Linked DNA regions of Mus musculus: regions 2, 3, 4, 5 and 6 are each linked to region 1. Evidence: chromatin loops called from intact Hi-C (ENCODE). Cell type or tissue: left cerebral cortex. All regions are shown on one strand. Region 1 overlaps Gm26691 (a long non-coding RNA gene). Region 2 has its middle 200 kb from the start of Tacr3. Region 3 has its middle 190 kb from the start of 4930539C22Rik. Region 4 has its middle 6.2 kb from the start of Cenpe. Region 5 overlaps Ppa2 (pyrophosphatase (inorganic) 2). Region 6 overlaps Gm30648 (predicted gene, 30648).

Evidence for each region. Hi-C counts contacts between places; a loop is a spot of excess contacts. Peaks named below come from ENCODE experiments on the same cell type or tissue, not always from the same donor. Only the 100,000 strongest peaks of a DNase experiment are listed, where the experiment ranks them.
Region 2: it touches region 1 in a loop (10-fold over the local background); 16 of 42 quality-filtered maps call a loop at or near these places.
Region 3: a loop joins it to region 1, with 5 times the contacts of the local background. A loop is called at or near these places in 11 of 42 quality-filtered maps.
Region 4: it touches region 1 in a loop (4-fold over the local background); 6 of 42 quality-filtered maps call a loop at or near these places.
Region 5: a loop joins it to region 1, with 4 times the contacts of the local background. A loop is called at or near these places in 7 of 42 quality-filtered maps.
Region 6: a loop joins it to region 1, with 2.3 times the contacts of the local background. A loop is called at or near these places in 2 of 42 quality-filtered maps.

Annotation. Positions count from the first base shown.
Region 1 is chr3:133,874,711-133,878,710 of GRCm38, forward strand. All of the region lies in intron 2 of Gm26691 (a long non-coding RNA gene), which reads right to left. Among named protein-coding and RNA genes, the nearest start is that of Gm30484, 58 kb to the left of the region's middle. In left cerebral cortex, a CTCF peak has its summit at 1,800 (motif pointing right); DNase peaks (open chromatin) are centred at 1,834, 2,058, 2,848, 3,321 and 1 more place; H3K4me3 peaks cover 376 bases; H3K27ac peaks cover 193 bases.
Region 2 is chr3:134,627,815-134,631,814 of GRCm38, forward strand. No RefSeq gene overlaps it. Among named protein-coding and RNA genes, the nearest start is that of Tacr3, 200 kb to the right of the region's middle. In left cerebral cortex, a CTCF peak has its summit at 2,200 (motif pointing left); DNase peaks (open chromatin) are centred at 1,553 and 2,102; H3K4me3 peaks cover 389 bases.
Region 3 is chr3:134,608,529-134,612,528 of GRCm38, forward strand. No RefSeq gene overlaps it. Among named protein-coding and RNA genes, the nearest start is that of 4930539C22Rik, 190 kb to the left of the region's middle. In left cerebral cortex, a CTCF peak has its summit at 1,928 (motif pointing left); no DNase peak of the experiment used is centred here.
Region 4 is chr3:135,204,386-135,208,385 of GRCm38, forward strand. No RefSeq gene overlaps it. Among named protein-coding and RNA genes, the nearest start is that of Cenpe, 6.2 kb to the right of the region's middle. In left cerebral cortex, a CTCF peak has its summit at 2,472 (motif pointing left); a DNase peak (open chromatin) is centred at 2,443.
Region 5 is chr3:133,312,647-133,316,646 of GRCm38, forward strand. All of the region lies in intron 1 of Ppa2 (pyrophosphatase (inorganic) 2), which reads left to right. Among named protein-coding and RNA genes, the nearest start is that of Ppa2, 4.5 kb to the left of the region's middle. In left cerebral cortex, a CTCF peak has its summit at 2,005 (motif pointing right); a DNase peak (open chromatin) is centred at 2,015.
Region 6 is chr3:134,204,410-134,208,409 of GRCm38, forward strand. The region is part of intron 1 of Gm30648 (predicted gene, 30648); the gene reads left to right. Among named protein-coding and RNA genes, the nearest start is that of Gm30648, 6.3 kb to the left of the region's middle. In left cerebral cortex, a CTCF peak has its summit at 1,596 (motif pointing right); a DNase peak (open chromatin) is centred at 2,418.

The DNA of each region.
Region 1 (4,000 bases):
GCTCTGTTGTCACTGATAGCCATCTCCTGTTTCTCATATGTCCTTGTCTCTGATCAATAATCTATACTAATTATTCCTGTGAGACATGAATGTTTTAAATTAATGAAGTCACTGTTTTTTTTTTTCATTGAGCCTATATTGATTTGAGGTTCAAATTCCACTATCTTTAGGAATTCTTTTTGGTAATTGCTCCTTGATAGTAGAATGTTTCTTGACTCTAGAAAGAATAAAACATTTTCAAGACATATGATTGGGTTTGCCTTGTCGCTTTTGAATAAAGTAGTTACAAGCTTAATTTCCTTTGCATTTTCATGTTGGTGAGTATAAATGAACTAATTTCATAGTAGAAGATATCAAGGTTTCAAGGTATTATGTAATTTGTCTATGGTAATATTTATAGAAAATGAAAAAGTCCAGACACACCCTAAGTAACATTACTTTTGAAACACACGATTCAAATTACAATATTTAATAAATCCAATTTTTTATGGGTGAAGCACTATTTTGGCAATGCCTTTGGCGATAGAGCTTTCGACTCCCTTTCCACAACTGGGTATTTTTAGTTAATAAATTTCAGCACAAATTGGAAATAAGACAAGACGACCTACCTTCTGCATCAGTTTCTTACAGTCACTAACTTACTAGAAGGTCGGAGCTTCTTTTTGAAAATAGAAAATGTTGTTATATTGGAAAAACCGCCAATCTAATCACCAAATACAGCTGTTCACGTTTCCGTGAGATGTGATGAGAATGAAGCTTGAACATTTGCACTTGACAGCACACATTTTCAGAGCAATTGGATGCGCTGAGGAGCGCTGTGAGGAGCAAGCACCAAATGGAGGTGGGCTAAAAGATCTTGGAATCTTGTTCTGGGGTCTGGGGTCTCAGATGCAGCACCCACCAGCAACACAGAGAGAGTTTTAGCAGCTGCATTGTTTTAACCCAGCCCTTAAAGCAGGAAGCCAAACCTCCTTTCTTCACCCTTAACCACGTGGCTGAAAACTGTGTGACTCATGCGCTTAATCTCTTGGTCAGGTATTATTCTTCTAGGAATTCTTAGGAGGAGGCCTTCAGTAGTGTAGGTTCCTTTGGGTTCTGACCTCCTTGGGGTTAAATGACCTTTTCAGGGGGGTCACAGATCAGATATAGTGCCTATTAGGTGTTTACATTACAACTCATAATAGTAGCAAAACTATAGTTAAGAAGTAGCAACAAAATATTTTTATGGTTGGGGGGGGGGTCACCACAACATGAGCAACTGTATTAAAGGGTTGTAGCATTAGGAATGTTGAGAGCCATTCATCTAGCAGCTCTGTTCAGTTAGGAGAGTAGCTTGTGGATACTGTCCTCAGTAGGATTGAGATCTTGGGGTGATATCTAAAGTACCAACGAGATAATTAAAGTGTTAAGATAGATCCAAGATTATAATTCGTTGAAAAAAAAGATTATTTGGGGACCAGTGTACAAAGGGTCTATTAAATACGAGGAAAGGTTTAAATTAAAACTTGATTTTGGATGGTGGCTGCCCAATATTTGAACCAAGGTTGTGACTGAAACTCCATTAGAAAAAAACCCTGCAAAACCAAACAAAAACAAAAACACGAGGCTATAACATTGGAAGTTTTAATTGTGTTGCATTTATGAAATATTTTGAAGAATGCCTATAATTTATAAATTGCTTTTGATACTGGCATTGGGACGTAGAAAAATTTAAGACACCTCCTTAGGGATAGCCAAGGGTGACTTTCCTGTAAGGTTTGAAACGAGGGGAAAACGCTGCAGTTCTCCACATTTCCAGCAGGGGTCAATATGTTTTCATCATTCCATACGGAGAGCTCCCAGGAAGCAGCCGCAGTGTTGATCCTAATTGGAGCAGACGCAGGGATCTTCTATAATCCTCTGACATCCTTTTCAAATAATAATTCTTAGGTGGGTGGTGGGCTGGTGGCTGCAATGCCAGTGCGAGGCTTCTCCACAATGAAGCCTAACCATTGTCAATTATTTTTGATGTATGCTAGCTTAACTTAAGTCTCCATCTGACTGGCGTTTCCAACCCACAGAAGGGTATTCCTCCTTCTAATTATGGAGACACAGTGCCCAGGATGGTCAGAACCAGTGTGCTATTTTGGCTTAATGTGCTCTCCAAAACGCGTTCCCTCTTCCCGGGCCTCCTGTGCTCTTTCCACTCAGCACAAAGACAAGCATGTGCTTTCAGTCAAGTATCTTAGGAATGGTTTACTTATAGCCTTAATTGCTGAGGCCATTTGACTTTAACTCATTACATGCCGGTCCGTGGAAGCAATTAGAGACACCCTGAGTACATATGATTATAGTTGCGTAAATACATCTCCCAACACTTTGGTAATCACTATTAAATCTCCCTTGTCTATCCACTTTCTAATAAATTGTTTAGGGGCTCTGCTAGCTGTGGTGTGTGTTAAGGGAACACATTGTCACCCTTTGTGTGCATTTTAAAGACTCTTGGTTGCCTTGAGCCTCAAATTGTCAATCGGAAGGCGTTCTTTGAGAAAAGAAAAAAGAAAGAAAGAAAAAAACCTCCCCTCCCCCACAACCACCATCTACACACACACACACACACACACACACACACACACACACACACACACACACACAGCACGTTCAATTTTTACTCTTCTTGGCCCTGGATACAGCCCTTTCTGGTGATCAGGGGAGTGAATGTCTCCATGTAGAGACATTTGCAGAAATCTGATTCTGGAGAGCCAGGAGTGTTGAGCAAGAATATATTACCAGGCCACCGGGAAGACTGTTAACTGCTTATGTGCTGTGCTTGCGTGAAGGGCGAGCTGCTCACCTGGCAGTGCGCCTCTCCTGGCCTCAGGCTCAGTGAAAGCTTGGCATTTACCCAGAGGTCTTCACACCTCTCTCTAGGTGGGGGCTGGAGAGTGCTGCTTGGAAGATGAAATACAAGCTGGTCAGAAGGCTATAGGGAATGCAACAGACCAGTGGTATTCAGAACTTGCACTCCCTATGTAAGAAGTCAGGAGAAACTTCCACCTCATGTGGAGGTTGAGCGGCTCCTAAAAGGATTGGGATTTGTTTGTTTGTTTGTTTTTGATTTCTTGTTTGTTGTTGTTTTTCACATATCACACTGGCACGTGCTTTTTAACACACGTGGGTGCGTTTTACACACCTAGAACTGATTTTTCTTTTACCGTCAAAGGTTGCCAATATCCTTTAAAGTTCACTTTGCGATAGTTAAGCAAAGCGGGCACTTTGATAAAATTCTTTGTTGAGGCCGCTCTATCTCCAGTCTTTCAAGTCCAGATTTATGTAAAAGCCAAACGAACAAACAGACAAAATGTAAGAGCAATCCCCAAATTCCAATGTTAATTTCATGGTAGGTCTGACAGACACCTGTTAGGCACACCGAGTCTTCTGGGGAGTTAGGAGAAGCTGAAGAGAGTTCTGTGCCCATGCTTGGCGGATGACAAAGACAGATTAATTTACCATTTTTTTTAAAAGAATATCATTTACATGAGTGTACAAGTACTTCACTGCACAAGAATGCATCTCTTAAAAATAAGCATTTATTTATTTGCTTCCTTAGTGTCTACTACAACACCAGAATCTGCTACCAGTATGGGACTGTATTGATGAATAAAACAGGCTCGGGCTGTATTCCCACGAAGGTTACATGGTGCTTGCTAAAATATACATGCTTTGAAAGTATGTAAGTTCTAAAAAAAAAAAATCCCCAGTATATTTTTATTTCCTCACTTCACACGTTTGCTTCTTCATATTTAAAATGTAGGCTGAGATACTCCTTGCATTCTTTAAAGGTGAAAAAAAAATAGAACTGCAGGGTGAACGACGAAAATTTGGTGGCTGCAGAATTCCTGCAAAGTCTTAGCTGGGAGCAGGGTAGATATGAACTGGTTTACAAATAATTATCAGATTAGGATGCCTTTTAGACAGTCCATTCATTCCTACAATGGAGCAATGTGCCTCTGGAGCAGAA
Region 2 (4,000 bases), 750 kb after region 1:
AAACCTGCACTTACAGATGTTAGCTTCTGTAGTCATTAGACAAAATATACTGCGATGGAAATTTTTTGTGTCAGCATCCATCTCTGGTAAGTGTCTCTGGTCATGTGACTAAGCTCAATGAGAATCTCGAGACAGAGTAAAAACCAAAACACAAAATGCCACAGGAATGATCTCTCTCTCTCTCTCTCTCTCTCTCTCTCTCTCTCTCTCTCTGTGTCTCTCATGCTTCCTTATTTTTTTTCCTTTCTTCTTTTTCTGTTTCATTCAGTTTCTTGACTTATTCCTAATTGATTGCATTGTGTACTAAGGAGATACTGTCTCTCTGTTATCATACTGTGTATGATATTATCCTTGATCTTAAACTAACCAACTTGGAGGAATAAAGGGGGAAAAGAAAAGAAACATGTTAATTTGTCTTTTCTCAAACATGGAATACTCTGACTGTTACACAAATAGTAATTTTCTTTGTTATATGTTAAAAGTGTTAACAATTAGCCAGAGAATGGGAAGAAATGATCTGTGGGGAACTCTTAAGGGAGTGCGAATTCCAAAATTAATTTTAAACATCTATAATGAGGACAAGAATAGAGGAGAGACAAAATGAAAGGAAAGAGAAGGAGAGAAGAAATGAAGGAGGAGGAAGGAAAAAAAGCTAAAAGGAACAACTGATGCTTCCCGTTCACATCCGGGATGTCTGTCGGCCAGCTCAGGATGTCTGTCGGCCAGCTCAGGATGATTCCCTAGTCCAGAGCACCAGGTATGACCAATCCCATGTTTAAATAGGCCTGCTCCAATCCAGGTCTCTGCTAAAGGAAAGAATAAAACACTAGGAGAGAAATGGATCCTGTGGCTGACAAAACCACAAATATGCCACACAATTTCTATGAGCTATTAAATATGTAAAATTAAAGGAGGGGAGAGAGGTGGTGTTATCAAATCCATTGTATACACAAAAGTGAAAATTTCAAGAAATATATTTTAAAAATTCTTCTAAAAGGCTTTCAATACAAGATGGACAAGATCCCCCCCCCCGTGTGTGTTTGTGTGTGTGTGTGTGTGTGTGTACTTTTTACTGTTTTATATTTTTGTTTTTTAAGAAAGGAAAAAGAACATAAAGTTGGATGATGGTGGGGAATCTGGGAAGAGTTGGGGGATGGGAAAAATATGATCAATATATATTACATTCTGATTTTTAAGAGATAAAATGAATTCTAATTCCGTATTCAACAAAAAAAAAAAATCTTCAGAAAGTGACCATTTTAAAATAACATTTTACCATTGAGAAGAAGACATTGAAGAAATGATGTATGTTTCGAAATATTTTGAATTTAAAGACCTTTCACATTACCTAGCTAGGAGGACAGACAAACCGTGATTTTTTTTTTAAACAAATATCCACATATCATTCCCGTCTTCCAGACCTGGAAATGGATTTTATAGCTTGAGAGCATGACAGAAACATCTTCTGCTGGATTTAAAGGCTGGCTTCATGGTCGCATGAAAGAAGATTAGGGTGGGTGTGGGGAGAAGCAGGGCTGGACTTCCGTTCAAACGCCTCAACTATAAAAGATGAGTCATTGCTGCGGGTTAGTCAAGCTGACCCTTAGTGTGAAGGAATTGCAAAATGAAAAATAAATAACTCCACTGACTTAGAATATATGCCATTTCAGGGAGAGGGAGAGAGAGAGAGAGAGAGAGAGAGAGAGAGAGAGAGAGAGAGAGAGAGAGAGAGAGAGAGAGAGAGAGAGAGAGAGAGAAAGAACAACCCTTTGTGTTTGCTCTGCTAGGAAAAAAGAAAGAAACTGTGTATCTCTTAAGTGATGACTGATTATTTACCTATGAACGAGGCCATCCGTATCTTTATAGCTGTAGCTAAACACTATGTCCCTGTCATCAGTCTCAGCAAATGGAACAGCAGAAGCCCCCACAGAAGCAAGGGTGCAAATCCCTTTATCTGTCTTTGATTATATCTAAACGGGATGGTTAATGGGCCTTGTGCTGAAGCTTCTAGTAAATTGGCCATTTGCTTTCACGAACACATTCTGGAATAGCTTCCAGGAAAAGCAGGCAAATGAATTAATATTTACCTCTGTAGCCATGATTTCCCCCCATAGCTCCTCTTCTTCCCCTTGAGAATTATAGGAGAAAACGAAGAGCAACGAGTGCCACGGAGCCGCGATCTTCCAGTGCCACCTAGTGCTGCTTTTATTTCTGAACTGCGCTGGCAATTTTTATTAATGGCTGAGTAATTCCAGATGTTTTTGACTTACAAGACTGAAAGCTACTCAATCTTTATTCCACATGGAATGCTTCTCAGTAATAATTTCTGCAAATAAGAAAATGAAGGAAACAACACCCGGGCATCATGGAAGTTTGAAAGGGAACCCAGGCAAGATATCTTTAACTTTGTTTTCTGAAAAGTTGCCTTTTACAATTCTGAGCTCTTCCCAGGGGAACACTTTCTCCCGCTGTCAGCATTCGGTGGTTGCTTGCAGTTCTTTGTCTCGGGTTGAGTCTCCTTGAGTGTAGGGTGATTCTTCCACACTGGGTGTCGATTCCTTCCACTTAGGGTGTGGATTTCTGTTGTCAGCGCTCAGGTCATGTTTGGGCAGACGAGGGAGGAAAATGACGTAATTACCATAATCCCAAGAATGTTTTAAAAAATCAAATCGCTACCAAAAACTCAAGAAAATAAAAGCCATTTCTTTGATCTAAAAAAATACAGTTTGATCTATGAAAATAGCTATCTTAGTTCTCTAATTTGACAGAGTCCACTAATATTTAATGATTTTACTACCCAACCATCAAATAGCACAGATGAGAAATGTGAAAAACTCTGGCTGGTTGGTTTTCTTCTCTATTAAAATGAGGTTTTTAACCCTGCAGCATGCTAACCTTTGTTGTAAGGACTTTCTTCTCCGTCCATCTGTGTAAGTTCTGCTGCGGCTGACACTTTGTTCATGGGAAAGGAAAAGTGAAAATAAACAGCCTTTGAATGCAGTAGATGTGTGTGCGTGTGTGTTATGTAGGGTATGCAAGACATGTGTGCTGTGTCTGTGTGATGTGTGAATGTGGAGTATGTATATGTGTTATGTGGGTGGTATGTGTGTGTACATGGTGTGTTGTGTGTGTGAATGGTTTAAATGTGTTGTTTGTGGTGAATGTATAGGTGTTATATGGTATGTAGTATCTATGGTGTGTATACATGTGTGGTATGTGTGGCGTATTATGTGATATGCATGTATGTTGTATGTGAGTGTATTATATGTGGCATGTGTATGTCTATGAGTGTGTGGTGAATATGTGTGTGTGTGTGTGTGTGTGTGTGTGTGTGTGTGTGTGTGCGTGCGCGCGCGCGCAATGGAAGCTAGAATTCACTGAACCTGGACTTCGTAGAAAGGCTAGGATGGCTAGCCAACAAAACTAAAGGATGCTTTTGGTCCTGCCTTCTTGGTGGGGGAATGTATGTGTCACTGTGCCAGGATTTATGTGGGTGGTGGAGTGGTCATGTTTGTGGAGTCAGAACTGCCAACTTCTCTCACTTTCCCAAGAAGCCTTCTCCCTATCTTTGATTGTTGTGGACATTGATAATGCTGTTGCACAAGAAACTCAGCTCCACCTTAGTTTGACAGCATTATCTATGCTGAATTGCAAAGATAAAGGCACTTCCATAGCTACAAGATCTCCAAGTTATAAATTCAAATTCCAGGGTCTACAAGCAGGATGTAAAATTTTGGTTTAACATGCTAGTTAAACATTAAACAAAGTAAAGCTTCTGTGTGAAATGCAAGTGTGGAATGATACTTTGCAAAAGTGGTAACTCTTGAATCCTGATTGACAGTATTTTGACAGCACATTTCATCCTGTCAAAACTGACTGTGATTCGTGATGGATCAACTGAAAGAAAAAAAGAAAGGAAGAAGAAAAGAAAAAAAGTGAAGAATACATGGTATTCTAAAATTGATAACAGCTTATCATTTCTTTTAAAATATTCTTTTAA
Region 3 (4,000 bases), 730 kb after region 1:
TTTGCTGTTTGACCTGAGTGTATATCAGGCTCTGCATGTATGTAGTTACTAGAAGAGTGTGTCAGATACCCTGGAAATGGAGCTACTGGAGGTTATAAACTACTATTTTGGTTCTGGTATTTGAACCAGGGTACCATGGAAGAAGAGCCAATGCTTTTAACCATTGAGTCATCTCTCTAATCTCATAATAGTAATTTTTAAGTACCATATTTGTGCTTAATAATTTTTTAATGATTTGCTTAACAAATGGTAAAAGAGTGGTCACAGTGAAAAGTAACAATACTTCCACTGGAAACAAAGTGACTTTCTTCCCTAACTACTAAGGCACAGCCACACAATATCAAACATTTCTACATGATCAGCCAGAAACCCATCATATGAGACTAGACAATTCTGCATTTTGCTTTTTCAGTGTTCTCCTGCTACACATGAGAAGAAATAAAATAACAAAGATGAAAATGATCAAACTTCTTTAAAACTATCATTTATTTTTTTAGAAATATTTTATTTTGTACTGCTTGAAGTATACAAAGACAATTTCTCAACGTTAATAATAATTCAAGCACCGTGTAATCTACAGTTGATTATCAGTGTAGAGCAATAGAGAACCTCCAATGCTTCTTGCCTTCTCTTTTCCATTTCTTCCTTCCTTTCTTCCTTCCTCCTTTCCTTCCTTCATTTCTCTCTCTCTCTCTCTCTCTCTCTCTCTCTCTCTCTCTCTCTCTCTCTCTCTCTCTCTCTCCCTCTCTCTCTTCATCCGTGGGCAGGGAAGTAACATTTTTGGATTCAGGTCTGTCCTTTATTTTTTATCAAGAAGAATCTTCCACTCCTCTTGGGTAATTGATCCAGGAAATAATACCTCAAAGGGAGCAAGGTATTTGTTGCAAAAACAAGCAAATATAATGAGACAGGTTATTTATTTTAAGTAATTTGGTAAATCATCTTACATTTCCACATGGCCCAAAGTTGAGACTACTTACTAATCTTTAAATCAAGCCCCATTATTCTTTCCCATTAGTTTATCTCAGAAACGGTGCGAAGAATAAGGTTCATTTAGAACATTACTTTTGAATAGATTATTACCATATTACAAACACTACTATTGGTAGCCAGTATATAAACAGTGATAAAATAAATAGAGCTCCTATGACATAATAACCCTGAAATTTGAGTAGGGTAAAAATAAGTGAATATTATTTTGTATTGTCAGAACTAGTAAAATAAAAAAAAAAAAAACACCCAGAATACTATTTAATTGAATTAAACTGAGTTAATACTTGCTTTTCCAATTCTGTCAATTCTTTTCTTCTTCTTCATGCACATCATCTCCTGCACATTTGCTACTGCAGACCAAATCTGTTGTGCTTTCAGATCAAAGAACATGTTTGCCTTATAGATAAATTATATGATCATTAACCAACCTCAGAACCCTGAGAAAAATCTGTTGCCAGTAAACTGAGTCGAAGCATCACTGTTATTTTACACTGGATTTCAGGAAAGTTGGTAAAGTCATTTAAATGTGAATAATATTTTAAATTACTTGCAAAGACTGTCTGGAGGAAAATAAAGAGGCTCATTTCCTCGCGAATGCTGATGAATCAATTCATCCCTCGAGGCAATGATATTAGTATGTCACCTTTATGAATCTTCCTAGGTGACTTGATATATATAAAAAATAGTATAATCTTTCCTTATTGACTATACTGGGCTATATTAAAATTAGCATCTCTATTCAATTGTATAATCCAATGAAAATTAATGGGTAACTCTAAATATTGGCTCTTTTTAAAGACAAAAAAAATCACTTAAAGGTTAGATGCTTAAAAAAAAAAAACTCAGAAGGAAAGTTGGTCTTCATCAGCGGCTTCCTTTATGAATAATCTGAAGGCTTTGTGAGCGATGGAATAATTAGGCCATCTACTGGTAAATGGAAAACAGGCAACTTACACATCGAAACTCAATAAGAGATCACCTTGATGGAGCATTAAGGCCTTAGGAATAGATTGGTAGAGGAGACGTCTTTTTATTAATTGGTGTTCTTTAATTTTAATATCTGAAGCCACAGTAATTTACTTTCATATTTTTCAATAATATTCAAAGAGATGCTGCTCACAAAGTGAGTGGGCTACTTCCATCACTAACGTGTTCACAGATACCTGACAGTCTTCTAGAGACTAAGATTTAGGATGCTTTCCCTACTTTCACAGAGTTCATACCCTAGAGATTCAAGAACTTCATTCAAAAATAAAATCTCAATAATAGCTTTTTTGTTGAAATAGTGGGGAAGAAAAATCCTGACCTGCTAGAGAGTTCCAGAGTTCAGTTTTGGGGGAGAGGAGAGTCTTCCATTTGGTTTCTAGAAACAAAAGCCCTGAATACTTGAATCTTCATTTTGGAGAATATTTACCCCATTGTCAACCAAACTCAACTTGAATGAATTAATGGTGATGCAACGCACTTCTGAGGAGTCTCAACCTTTCTTCGTGTGATTCTAACTCCAAACTGCATCAGAAATTGCTACAATTCACGGAAAGGAAGAGAATAAATTCGCACAACCATGTAGTTTTCAAAGCAGACTTTTCTTTCCTTCAAGCAACAGATTGACTCTCTTCTTAGAGGAAGAAGCAAGCAGGCATTCCCAGGTCACCCCGAGGGCACTCCTCTGGGCTTTGATGTTGCTGCTGAGGATTTTGTTAGTGTCACCAAACCTGCTTTCCAGGTATGATTGAGACTTCAGTTTCCCAGCAACTTTAATATGTCATCATTTCCTGGATATATTCACATTCAACACACACACACACCATTAGAAGTTCATTTCTAGTTCACAGAATTCTGCAGCAAAAACACAAGTTATCTAATTAATAAACAAATTGCCTAATTAATAAACAAACCACCTAGTAAATATCATCTCCAGAGCCATTTCATGTTGTTGCTGTCAACATCTTTCTTCGTCGGATTCTTCACACTCTACTTTCTGTTCCCATTTTTATTCTTTCTCTCTTATTCACAAACAATTCACGTTTCAGCAATATAAATTAATAAATGTCTTTTATTCATTCATTTAAATAGCATTAAATTCATTGCAAATCTTTATTGTTTGATTACAATATGCTTGACTGTCTGTGAGCGTATGGGGTTACCACAGCAAGCACACTGAGAAGAGAAGGAGGAGGTAGGACACACACACACACACACACACACACACACACATACATACACACAGGAACTTGTCCCTTGAGCCACATTTGCATATTTAAAGGGAAACTAGTTTTCAAGAGGCATCAATCTTAAATATGCTCTGTCCTGTGTCTGAAATTGATAAATTAAACATACGAGGCGTATACTTTTAGTGACTGGGGTACTGAGGTATAAAAGGTAACAGGCACCACAAATGTAGGGATTTCAGTTGACCTACATTGCCTATAAGGATGTTAGCAAGCATCTGTTGTGGTTTTCTGCAGCCTGACTGTTCTCTGAGGTTGCCCGGGATACAGAAATAAGTAGACAAAGCCCTCACAGTGAATACTTTAGGCTCATAAAGAAACCTTAGAAAATCAGCTGAAGGTAAGAACATCTGCCTTGGTTATAATGACAATAGACATGGAAGTAGGAGACTGGTGGAGAAATTGCATTATGGGTAAGCAGCACAGCTCTTCAATACAACTAAAATAGAGTGTCAACATGATTAGACTCTCTAAGGTTTAATTGTGAGTAGTGCTGTTAGACACTGTGAAGCTAGTGCTAGCCTGGGCTGTCAAGTGAAAAAGTCACCGGATGTAGAGATGATATTTTTCGTAGGCTTGAGATTACTAGTTATTATTGGCAGGAGGAAAGGGAAACACTGACTGGGAGAGATGGGCTCAGTCTTACTGAGTGTCCAATGGTTTACACTGTTCTTGACATATGTACTGCTGTTAAAACAGTTGATAAAATACCTCATTATTTTTTAGGTTAATAGGGATGATGATGATGGTAATAATACCATCTACTTCTTGGAGTG
Region 4 (4,000 bases), 1.3 Mb after region 1:
TGGCTTCCTGTTCTGGGATCAAAGAATGGTGGTCTTCTTTCAGGGTAAGCAAATATCCTGTTCCAGTAGCTGAAGGATGCCCAGGCCTTGACCAGGTCTCCAGTAACACGTCTGTCTATACCTTTGATCCTTGATTGTGACTTGCCAGTACAACTGACCCCTTGTCAATTTGACACACAACACATCACCATTAAACCCACAACCTTTCCTTTATTATTCACCCTCAATATCACACATTAATATAAACATCACAATGCAAAACACTTTACGAACTTAAAACATCCCACAGTCACTGGGCGTGGTGGTGCACGCCTTTAATCGCAGCACTCGGGAGGCAGAGGCAGGCAGATTTCTGAGTTCGAGGCCAGCCTGGTCTACAAAGTGAGTTCCAGGACAACAGCCAGGGCTATACAGAGAAGCCCTGTCTCAAAAAACAAAAACAAATAAAAAAATCCCAGTCTTACAAATTCCAACATTTTAAATTTTCTGTCTCTTTAAAAATGTCAAAATCTGTTTTAAAATATGAACATCTCTTAACATTGGAAGACTCTCAACCGCGGACTCCTAGAAAGTCAAAAATAAGTAAAATACTTCCTTATTTCAAGAGAGTAGAACCAGGGCACAGTCACAATCAAAGCAAAGCAAAAATTAAACTCTAACTGTGTAAATAACTCAGTGTCCAGTGTCTGGGACCCACTCATGATCTTCTGGGCTTTGGTAAGTTCTCTAGCTCCACATCTTCAGCACACATAGCTTGTCTTTTAGGCTCCAGATGATACCACTCAATTGCTGCTGCTGTTCTTAGTAGTCATCCCATGGTACTGGCATCTCCAAAATACTGGGCTCTCTTGCTGCACCTGAACTACACTTTCACCAGTACCCTCTCTTCGCTATATTCAGGGACTCCAACCATGCCACACAATGCCAAGCGTCAGCTATTCTCCATGACCCCTTCAAGCCTTCGAAAGTAGTACCACCAGGGTGACTCTTAATACCAAGTTCAGCTGCCAGCAGGAGGTATGTTCTTCTGTGAGCTGCGCCTGAGGAAACACTTCCCAGAAGACTTCACTTCAGTGATGGTGGCTTCTTCTTAATCACAGCTGACCAGCATCCATTGTCCCAGCAAAGCAAGCTTTTCAGTTTAGTGGTCCAGGTCTCTTGTTAATCACAGCTGATTCTTCAGGTCCAGATAACCAGATACCACAGACTCTACACACAAATTGTAGAGTCTTCCCTCTGAAACTTCACAAGCCAGGCCTCCACTATCTGTACTGCCCACAACGTTCCTTTTTTATAAAATTTTTAACATGTACATGAGTACACTGTAGTTGTCTTCAGATGCACCAGAAGAGGGAGTCTGATCCCATTACAGATGGTTGGGAGCAACCATGTGGCTGCTGGGAATTGAACTCAGGACCTCTGGAAGAGCAGTTAGTGCTCTTACCCGCTGAACCATCTCTCCAGTCTCCACCACCACCACCCCCCTTTAACAACAAAACATAATGAATAACAAAATAAAATACTACACTATAAAATGAAAACCATCAAATAGAAGTTGGACAAGACAAGCCATCAGAGAAATAAAAGAGCCCAAGGGCAGACACACTCTCGCTCTCTCACACACATTCAGGATTCCCATTGACGTAAGCTGAGGGCTATAGTATACATACTGGTGCCCTCGTGCAGACCCAGGCAGGTCCTGTGGTTGCTGCTTCTGTCTCTGTGAGCTCATATGAGCTTTGCTCAGTTAATTTAGAGGGCCTTGTTCTCCTGGTGCCTTCCATCCCCTCTGTCTCCTCACTCCTTCTGCTTCCTCTTCCCTGAGCTCTGAGGGAAGGGAGTTGATGGAGACATCTCATTTAGAACCATGTGTTCCAAGGTCTTTCTCTCTGCTCTCAACTTCCTTGCCTTCCAAGCTCCCATAAAGCAGCCTACTGAGCTCTCAACACTCAATGGCTTTTCTAGCCCAAAGTTCCAAAGATCTTCTACATCCTGCCCAAAACCACATGGTCAGGTTGGTCACAGCATCCAGCATGCCCCTCTCCACTTTGTTGATGAAAACAATGAGGCCTGGCAGAGATCAATGGTTTTCCAGTTTGTGCAATGGACAAGCCAAACACTGGCTAGGATCACAGAAACATGTTTAATCATGCCCAAAATGAAAGCGATATCACACCTGTGATCATAACAAACGGATGTCTCCTGGCTAGACAAGACTTATGCTTTGGAAATTAGGAATGATAACTTATAACCAACATCACTCCTATTCAAGGTGCTGGAATGTTATAAATACATACAACGATTAAATTTATATACAATGTATAAAATACATGAGCACAAATAATGTGAATTGATATATATCTTGATACAGTAAGCGTCTCTACATCCTTAGACTTGTGCCACACAAGGACTTCAGGGCGCTGCCCACATGTGTCATGGTGGTTCTGGAAGGGCTGCAGTGCCCTCTGCAGTTTCAGCAAAAGAAAACAACTTGGTTGGGGAAAGAAATGAACTTGGGGAAATAAATCAACTTGTCTCGGAAATTCACTTTCCCTTCTTAGAGGGGATGAAAGTACCCACATAGCACCACACATTTTCAGCACAGAACACCATAGAAGAATCTATTTATATGGAAATAAGTGAAACATTACATACATGCATGTAAATTACTCCAGATTGTTTTGAAAACTGCACAGTTGCCTATGGTGGGCAAACTAATAATACCTTTAAGCATCAGATTTAGGAATATTTCTCACTTTGACTCTTTTGGTATTTGAATGGTATTTATATACAAGCATTAATCTTATGACAAAGGTTAATAACAATTACCTTTAAGAAAATAGCATGTATGCACATTTTATGGATCTCTCTCCAGAAAGAGTGGATCTGGAGAGGAGAGAAGGTATGGAGGAACTGGGAGAAGGAGAGGGAGGGAAACTGTAATTAGGATATATGGTATGAGAAAAAAGTATATATATTTTAAATAAAAGAGAAAAATAAAACCCGGTCATTATTTTCAAATATAATAATATAAATCTATACAAAGGAAAAAGGGTCTCTTTCTAGATGTATCATAACATCACGTGCATTATTAGTTAACCCCTTTGCCTCTCCTGACCACTGCCTTCTGTTTTACAGTTTAGCAAAGAAAGTGGAAGAGTACAGACAAGCTCACAATATGACAACCAAAATAAATCTACAATTAATAGATTCCACTTCATATACTATTTTTATCCACTAACTAGTATCTTCAGCCTGTGGGAAACTAAGATTCATGTATTTTTAATTATATGAATGAGCAACGTTGTAAAACTCCTGGTACAGAGAACAAGGGGAAAAAAGCTACTTGAGGAATTCATTGAACTGATATTCTAGAATGAGGACACCAATTTTATAGACATAAATTTTTTGAATGTTATTTCTGAAGGTTATAAATAAAGTGTATAAAGAAGAACAAAACAGAAGCAGGAGACATGGGAGCTGTTATTTTGTACAGAGAATAAGCTCCAAGAAGGTATGTTTGTGGAGAGCCTAGACTCACATGGAAGCAGCCTATCTGGGCAGCAGCCTGTCTGCCACATAGAACAGCCAGTGAAGAGGATAGGGGTCTGTTCTCCAGTGTGTACCAAAAGGAGAGATACAAGAGAGTAATAGGAAGTGAGGCCAGGGCATAGCCAGGAGCCAACGTGAGGACTGCAAATGTAGCTTAGGCCATGTGGCATGTGTCTATCATAGTGTGAGGCCCTAGGTCCAATGTCCCACACAAACACCCCAAAAAAGAAAGACGGAGAGAGAGAAGGAAACCGATCAGGATCTGGGCACCACTAGAAGAGTCTGAGTTTCATCCTCAAGGGAATGAGAGTAAAGAGGGAACACTGGGTGTCTGGAGACAGTGACATGACTGACATGTTTTTAAAGTCACTGAAGTTGTTTCACTGAGAGTAGACCAACAGTGGAAATGGGTAGGAGTCGACACATAGAGACATCCATGGACCAGTCA
Region 5 (4,000 bases), 560 kb before region 1:
GTCTGTCTCCTGGTCAGGAGTGCTGGAAGGGAGCCCTGGATCCTCATCTCTTCTGACTTCTGTTCTGGAAGCCACCTATGAAGGAAGGTGTGATTGAAAGTCTGGTCCGGACATTAATCCATTCTGGATCTCTAGGTTTTCATTAAAAACAAAACAAAAATGAGTTATTTCTATTTCCCATTCTCTTCCCATCTTCTAAGAGATTAGAGACTGTTGGGGGGGGAACGGGAGGGGGAATGTCATTCTTCAAGGCCATTGAGGATGGATATACAGCTCTGTAGGGGCTCAATGAGGAAAAGCAATTTCCTCCTATCCAAAAGAATGAACCTTTGGCCCTGGGTGGAGATAAGACCTGCTGGTGTTCTCCAAAGATTAGAACATTATGTCAACTCCCATAAGAGTTAATCCATCTGGGCCTGTCAGTCACCTCGCCGAGACTGGCTGTCAGGGAGGCTGATGCGCCTAGCGCTATGCTAAGGAGATGGGAGGAATAATTATGCCCTTTATGTGTAATAAGGCTATTGTACTTATCCTTCCCAGACACCCTCACTCAGCATCGAAGCTTACAGAGCACTGCTGAGCCTGCCCACTTTTCTGAGTTACTTGGAAAACAGAGTTATTTCTTTTTTCCAGACTTTCTGAAGCTATCCCTCCCCCTCTCACCACGTGGCTGCTCACCAGCTATGGCTTTCTCTCTTCCTCTTCCCAGTCTTCTCCCAGGGAGCTGCCCCAATCCACAGCCTGCAACCTCTGATGATTCTTCTTCAATTTCTAAAACGATTGTCATCACACTTCCTTTCAAGTCTGTTTCTAGATTCTTTTAATGGGACTAGAAACCCCAATGCAGAAATACAGTGTCTATGGTTCCCAGTGTGGGGCTCCCCACACCTTCTGCAAACAGGCTTTTCTTTATGGCATCCATGGGAGGATGTTGTAGCACTTGTGTGTGTTTGTGTGTGCATTCATGCACATGCCAGCTACACATGTGTGTCCATGCATGCACATGCCAACTACACATGTGTGTATGCCTGCATGCACATGCCAGCCACACATGTGTGTGTATGCCTGCATGCCCGTGCCAGCTACACATGTGTGTCCATGCATGCATATGCCAGCTACACATGTGTGTGTCCATGCATGCATGTGCCAGCTACACATATGTGTGTGTATGCATACATGCACATGCCAGTAACACATGTGGGTCCTGGAGAGCAAATGCAGGTTATTAAGCTGGTTGTTTAATTGCTCACCAAGGTGCAGAGTCCTCTTGCCTCCCCGCATTTGGACTTAAAAGGGAGTCAAATTCTGCTTGTAGAATGGAGTTTCTCAGGGTACAGCTTAACCTGAAACTACTGCTATAATGAGATACAACCTACCTAGGTCAGGGCGCAGTCTACAAAAAGTGTGCTGAGCAAGCAGGGGTTGAAGTACAGCTCCATGCCTTGCCCTCAAAAATAAAAAAAAAGATAACTGATAGTGGAGAATGTAAAAAAGGCAGAGAAAAGCTGTTTGAGGGCCTGCAATCTACTGCACAGTTGGCCAAGCACTGCATTTGGGGTGGGGAGGCCTGGGTGTTAATCCTGGTTCTGCTGTGTGCTGCTGGGGGCAGTTCTGTCTTAGGAGGAAGCAGCGCACCTTGTTCCAATCCTCTCAAGGTCCTAGCAGCACTAGTATTCCTTCAAGGCATTGAATGCATTCATAGTAGAAATTCAAGTACTCTGTGTTGGACAAGATCTGTGACAGCATCTCTGAGGCTACCCTGTAATTCGGTTTTTTTGGTTTTTGTTTTTAGCATCAAATATACATAAGATTATTGTGAAACTAGGATGTCATAAGTAAAAATTATTTTTTATTTAATAGAGTGAGTAGGGCGGAACAGAAGGGAAAAACAGACAAAATGTTTTACTGCAGCAAATGGCAAAAATCCGAATAAAATTGGGCGCTATCTGGGGAAAGGGTTCAAATGGCTTCTTACTGGAAAGTGGAGTTAGACAATTCCTGTACCTACCACCAGAGGGCACCAGTGGCCCGGGACTGCTGAAAGGGGCGGCTGAAAAGGCAGTCAATCTACTTGAGGGTGAGCTGGGGAAGAGGAGATGAGGAACTTTTAATCCAGACAGTCACAGTCACTGAAGGAGAGGTTGAAGGGGGACAGGAGATGCAAATGCTAACTCCTAGTTTCGTTTACTCATTACAGTAACTCACTGTAATATCAAAATAAATAAATAAATAAAATTATATAAAAAAGGACCCAACCTGGATGCATTTGGTGCTGGTGCCTATGAGCAATTCAAGGGTGTTCTGTTTCAACTGAAGAAAAGCCAGAGTTAGGGATGAAAGTCATCGTTCAGCAATGGAAACATAGCCCGTATTTTACACATATTCCAAGTCTCTGAGATATTGATACAGTTGCAGACGGAGCATTTTTGAGCTTCAATTTTTTTCCTCCAAATTAATAAGAATAATTGGCTGATGAAATGCTTTTTAAAAATTGGAATATGTAGAAATGTAGAGACACGAAACTGGGTGATGCCGGGAAAGCGAGTCGGGGACTGCCACGCCTCTCTGCCCCGTGGCCTTGCTTAGTGACTTGCTGAACCCTTGTCTCTGCCCTTTACATTTCTTGACGTCATTTTATAAATCGTGGAGCGAGAGGCTTGGACCCGGTAACCCAAACTGTGCTTTCTTGAACACTTGCGTCCATTTTACGCATTAGTTTTGCCTTCAAACTTAGGGTTTTGTGGCTTAACTAAAACATTTCATTTTACTGCCATCTTGGAGAATAATAATGTACACATTAAAGTTCTGAAGAGTTCGGACATAAGGCAACATGTCCCAAACGTTTGAGCCATGCGACTCACTTCTTAGAACATTGTTAACAGCCTCTTGCAGTGTTTCTCAACCTGTGGATTGTGACCCTAGTGGCCCTTTCATTGGGGCTGCATATCAGATATTTACATTATTATTCATAACAGTAGCAAAGTTACAGTTCTGAAGTAGCACTGGAAATAGTTTTATGGTTGGGGGTCACGACCACATGAGGAACTGTATCAAAGTGTCACAGGCTTAGGAAGGCCGAGAGCCACTGTCCCCGTAGCTCTGGAGTTTCATGGCGTTCAGCCAGGGAAGTACCCTATAGGGTGGTTCCTGAAGCTTCTAGAAGCTTCTTCTATGCTGTGGTGACAGGTGCAGGCCAGCAAGCAAGGCCTTTGGGTTTCAGTTCAGGCTTTCTAACCTCAGACAAGTTACCTGGCTGAACTAACTGTGTCATGATGCATGGTGCCTCTGACCTTCGATGACATCTTTTAGCTCAGGGTCTCTCTAGCATGGTCTTACCTGGCACGTCAGTGTTCAGTGTTAGGGAGGAGCGGGAATGTGTTAGGGAGGAGCGGGAATGTGTTTTCTGCCCCAGCAGCCTGCAGAGAACATTCTCGCAGCATGAAAGCTAGCCAGCGGGGAGGAGGTTTCTCTGTTAGGTTTGACTTTAATTAGCCTGTGTCCTGCAGCCAAAGTGTGTGGTGTCTTCAGCAATGGGTCTTATGATACTGCTCTAGTAGGTAAATAAGGGCCTGACAATAGCCTATGTGGTTGAAGACCTCTGGGGCATCCGTGACCAAAAAGCTCAATAGCAGGGTATCCCACGCCTTGCCCTGAGACCTTTATTTATAGCCGTCTTCTGGAAGTGCCATTGTCCACTCAGGTAGGGTACTTCATTCAAACTCCCCCTTTTTAAATTAGATTTTTAAGCGAGCTCACTAACTAGTGGTTTTCCATAGAGCTTTTTCACATCCATAGTTCTGGTTAGCGTATTTATGACCTCTCTTCTTCTCCCGCGTCTCTTTTCTTCATCCCCACTTAATCCTTAACCCCTATATTTTTCCCATTTTCTTCCATATTCCATGTATTCGACCATCCTCCAATTATATGTCTTCAATAAGTCAAGGATCGTGGGTTTACCAATGGCTTTTTTTCACGTGTATTTTAGGGTAGTCCTCCCTAA
Region 6 (4,000 bases), 330 kb after region 1:
ATGTGGGCAAAGAGGAACACTCCTCCATTGTTGGTGGGATTGCAAGCTTGTACAACCACTCTGGAAATCAGTCTGGTGGTTCCTCAGAAAATTGGACATAGTACTACCGGAGGATCCAGCAATACCTCTCCTGGTCATATATCCAGAAGATGTTCCAACCGGTAAGAAGGACACATGTTCCACTATGTTCATAGCAGCCTTACTTTTTTTTTTTCATTTTAAGGTTACATTTACATATTTGTTCATATAACAACCACTTGGATATACATGTAACTTTTATTCATCAGGTATAATTCTCATCTCGTTTGTTGTTGTTGTTTCTGAAAATGGCTGCCTGGTTCAACACAGCTGTTCTGGCTCAAAGTCTTCTCCCAGCTGACTGATTCAAATGGGCTTCTTTCACCTTCTTACTGAATTGCTCTGCTTGGCAAAACTGCTCCCGAACTCCAGAAACTGAACTGCACTGACTATGGGGAACTGAACTGAACTCCACTCAACTGGGCTGATTTGTAGTCAACTTAACTCGATGGAACCCACTGGTCTCTCTCTCTCTCTGTGCTGCTCCTTTAAATCACCTCCCTTTGTGTCTCTTCTCCTGAGAGCTGGGCATATCTGACCCATTCTGTCAAGTCTTCTCTGATTCATCACTGGCCTACCTCTCAATTAGACATCAATTTCAAACATAACTGCTTCCTTCTACAAACTAACTTCACCTTTATTGTTGGTGTTAAAGGTGAGTGTCCTAAGGGTGTGTCTGTATTCCAGCCAGAGGGACTATAGGTGTGTTATTACAGCTGGATCACACAGACCTAGAAGGTCTTTGAATATGATCCCTTGTCAGAGCCATCAAGTTGCTGTATTAAAATTCTTCTACATTTGGATTTTCCAATGGGCTGAATTTTGAAATACTACAAACAATGTCAACTTGAAAAGAATCTGAGGGAAATCCTGTTTTAAAAGCTGTCAATAGGTGTTTCATCCAGATAACTCTCAAAGTTCATCCTTGCCTGAGGATTTTGATTTTTTTCCTTACTTTATATTCAGATTAATTTTGGCAAACTAATTTAATTGTATTGGACTCGTGAAGTTATTCATGTTGATCTGTAATTGAATAACCTTACAGCCGTAATTATGTGTAACTGAAGACTAATAAGACAAGAGAATCTGACAGATTAAAGCAGAAGGACTGGGTCTGAAGTGCTTCATGGGTAAGCCACAGTTACAAGGCCCTGGACAGAGGAACAAGGTGACACCCCACTCACTCCAAAACACATTCTATAAAAATGAGGCAATGTCATATCATGTCCACAGTGATTAGAAAATCTGTTCCAGCACCGAGAGAGACTGCATTCAGCACCACAGTGAGAGACTGCATTCAGCACCACACTGAGAGACTGCATTCAGCACCACAGTGAGAGACTGCATTCAGCACCACACTGAGACCTCCAGAGTGCTGGGCACAGATCATGCTGAGTTCCTTGGGACTTGTCTGGAAACAAGCTTTCTTCACATTCACAGATATGCAGAGTTTAGTGCAAAATTCTTGCAATTTAAAAAAAAAAATCTTTAAAATCTTGCTCCACTAGAGAGCACTAATGTCCAAACTCTGATTGCTGAGGTTTTGGTAGATAATGTTACTATTTGAAAATCTCTTTAGTACTACATCCTAACCATCTCAAAAGGCTTTGTCTGAAGAGACAAAAGTCCTCCTATGACACATGATAATGAGTACAGCACCTGTAAATGAAAAGGGCTTCTAAGCTTTATCTGCAATGCTATCTCAACAACAACAACAAACAGAAGTAGATGGCCACATCATTACAGGACTGCCCTTTCTTTCATTTTAAACTCCAGCATAGCTCCAGAGGGCTTGGGTGAGGAGAACTGGTAAGTATGATGGAGAGAGGGGCATAGTTCTAACACTCTAGTGTGACTCTGTGTCAGTCAGAATGGTGTTTTGCTTTCTCAATAACCAAATAGCAACCATGTGTTCCCCAAGGCTCACAGTCTACTCAAAACACTCAGCTAGACATTGGGTGCTAACAAAATTCCAAGAATGATACCGGATTGATATGTCACTATGATTATGGAACCATGAACCTGCTAGGTGAGAACCATCCTGGTGAGCACTGAATACATAAACACTTCTACAACAAACAAAAACAGATCAACAGCTGAAAGATTTGTTCAACTAAAACGAAAGAATTGCAAGGACTTTGTCTTGCCATGGGAGGCGTAGACTGCTGAGAAGTGTATATATATTTATTTGACTGCCAGCTCCATCTGAGTCAACATCAACAAACAGTGAAGAACTAAAACTTCCTGCAGATCAAATGTGTTGGATGTCACATGTTTGGGATTTGGTTGTACCATATACTGACTCACCATCTCCTTGGCTGTATCTTCTCCCTCCTCCACAGCTCACACATACATAATAGTTGGCTCTACACTTCCTCCTCAAATCTGTTCTGTCTCCCATGTTTTCATTGAGATACATCAATCCATTGAACACACGGAGTACATTCAGTTAGAAAACTATGCATATCATTTTTTCTCTCAACCAATTAGCTGAGTCTAGTGATTACGGTTTGTACCTCTCAGTCCTTCCCTTTGAGTTCTAGGTTGCCAATGAAATTTTATTTCAGCCCTTATTTCTTCCACTGGGACTAGAAGTTATAAAGTATTTCTATTTCCAATCTCTCCTACGAAACAAGTAGTTCTTTTCTCTTAAATGTCTAGGCACCATGCCATTCTATACTTAAACATATCTATTGATTTTTTGTTGTCCATAAACATACTAAATATTTTTTAATATAGGGTCTTTTAGTAAATGCTAACACAGACATTTGCAACATATGGCTGCTTTTTAAAGGTAGATATGGTCAAACCTAATCTGTTATGCTGCAAAAGTATTTCTGTCTGCCCTGTTGATTATAGGAAAGAGAACACTCCAAGGACAAGGGAACTTATACAAAAGAGTAGATGAGTAGATGTTTAATTAACTGAGACTAGAGCGCAGGCTTGGGGAACACAAAATCATGACTTTAAATTTCTGCTCTACCATGAACAAGATACAAGTGTCCAGCTAAGTAACTATGCATCTTAAAGACCAAGTTTTACCTATAAAATGGAGAAGTGACAGTTTCTGTGCTGTTAAGAAAATTGACCTTATGCTCTTAATACACAGGACTCACTGTAAAGACAATAACATAGATGTTAGTAGTTGTCATTGAAATTTAGCTATACTGGAGAATGACTTCCTGTCAGAATCTATTTCAAGCAGGCCAAAGCACCACCTCTCTAGAGATAGGAAGAAAGTCGTGACCTGCCAATAAAAGGTCCTATGTATCCTTTATCTGACACTCTCTGCACATCTCTTTAAGTCAGTGATACTCAGCCCTATGGATATATATGCATATACATATACATATACATATACATATACATATACATATACATACACATACACATACACATACACATACACATACACATACACATACACATACACATACATATACATATACATATACATATACATATACATATATATATATTCCTTCCTTTAAGGGATGCTGAATGTGGTTGTGTGACATGCTTGGTTAAAAACAATGTGAGCAGTATGACAGCTCTACACCTTGTCATTGAATGATGACTCTTCCACCTTCCACACTGGAAGCTTCATCACCAGAAGTTCTCACTGGGAAATTCATACTCTTCAAAATTGAAGCCCAAACAATAGAATAGAGCACAGAACCCCCTATAGCCCTGTTGATGGCTAGAAGAGAAAAGCAGAAGAGTCTAGCCACCCTACCATCACGTGAGATAATAAATATATTTTAAGCAGTTGTCTTCAGGATTATTTATTATGTAGTATCTTTGTAGCCATAGCCAACTGGAATGACACCAAAATAAGATCATTTGGATTTTTCACATTTGATTTTCCATGAAATGGAAAATTGATACTGATTGACAGGTAGATTCATGAATTCACAGATCT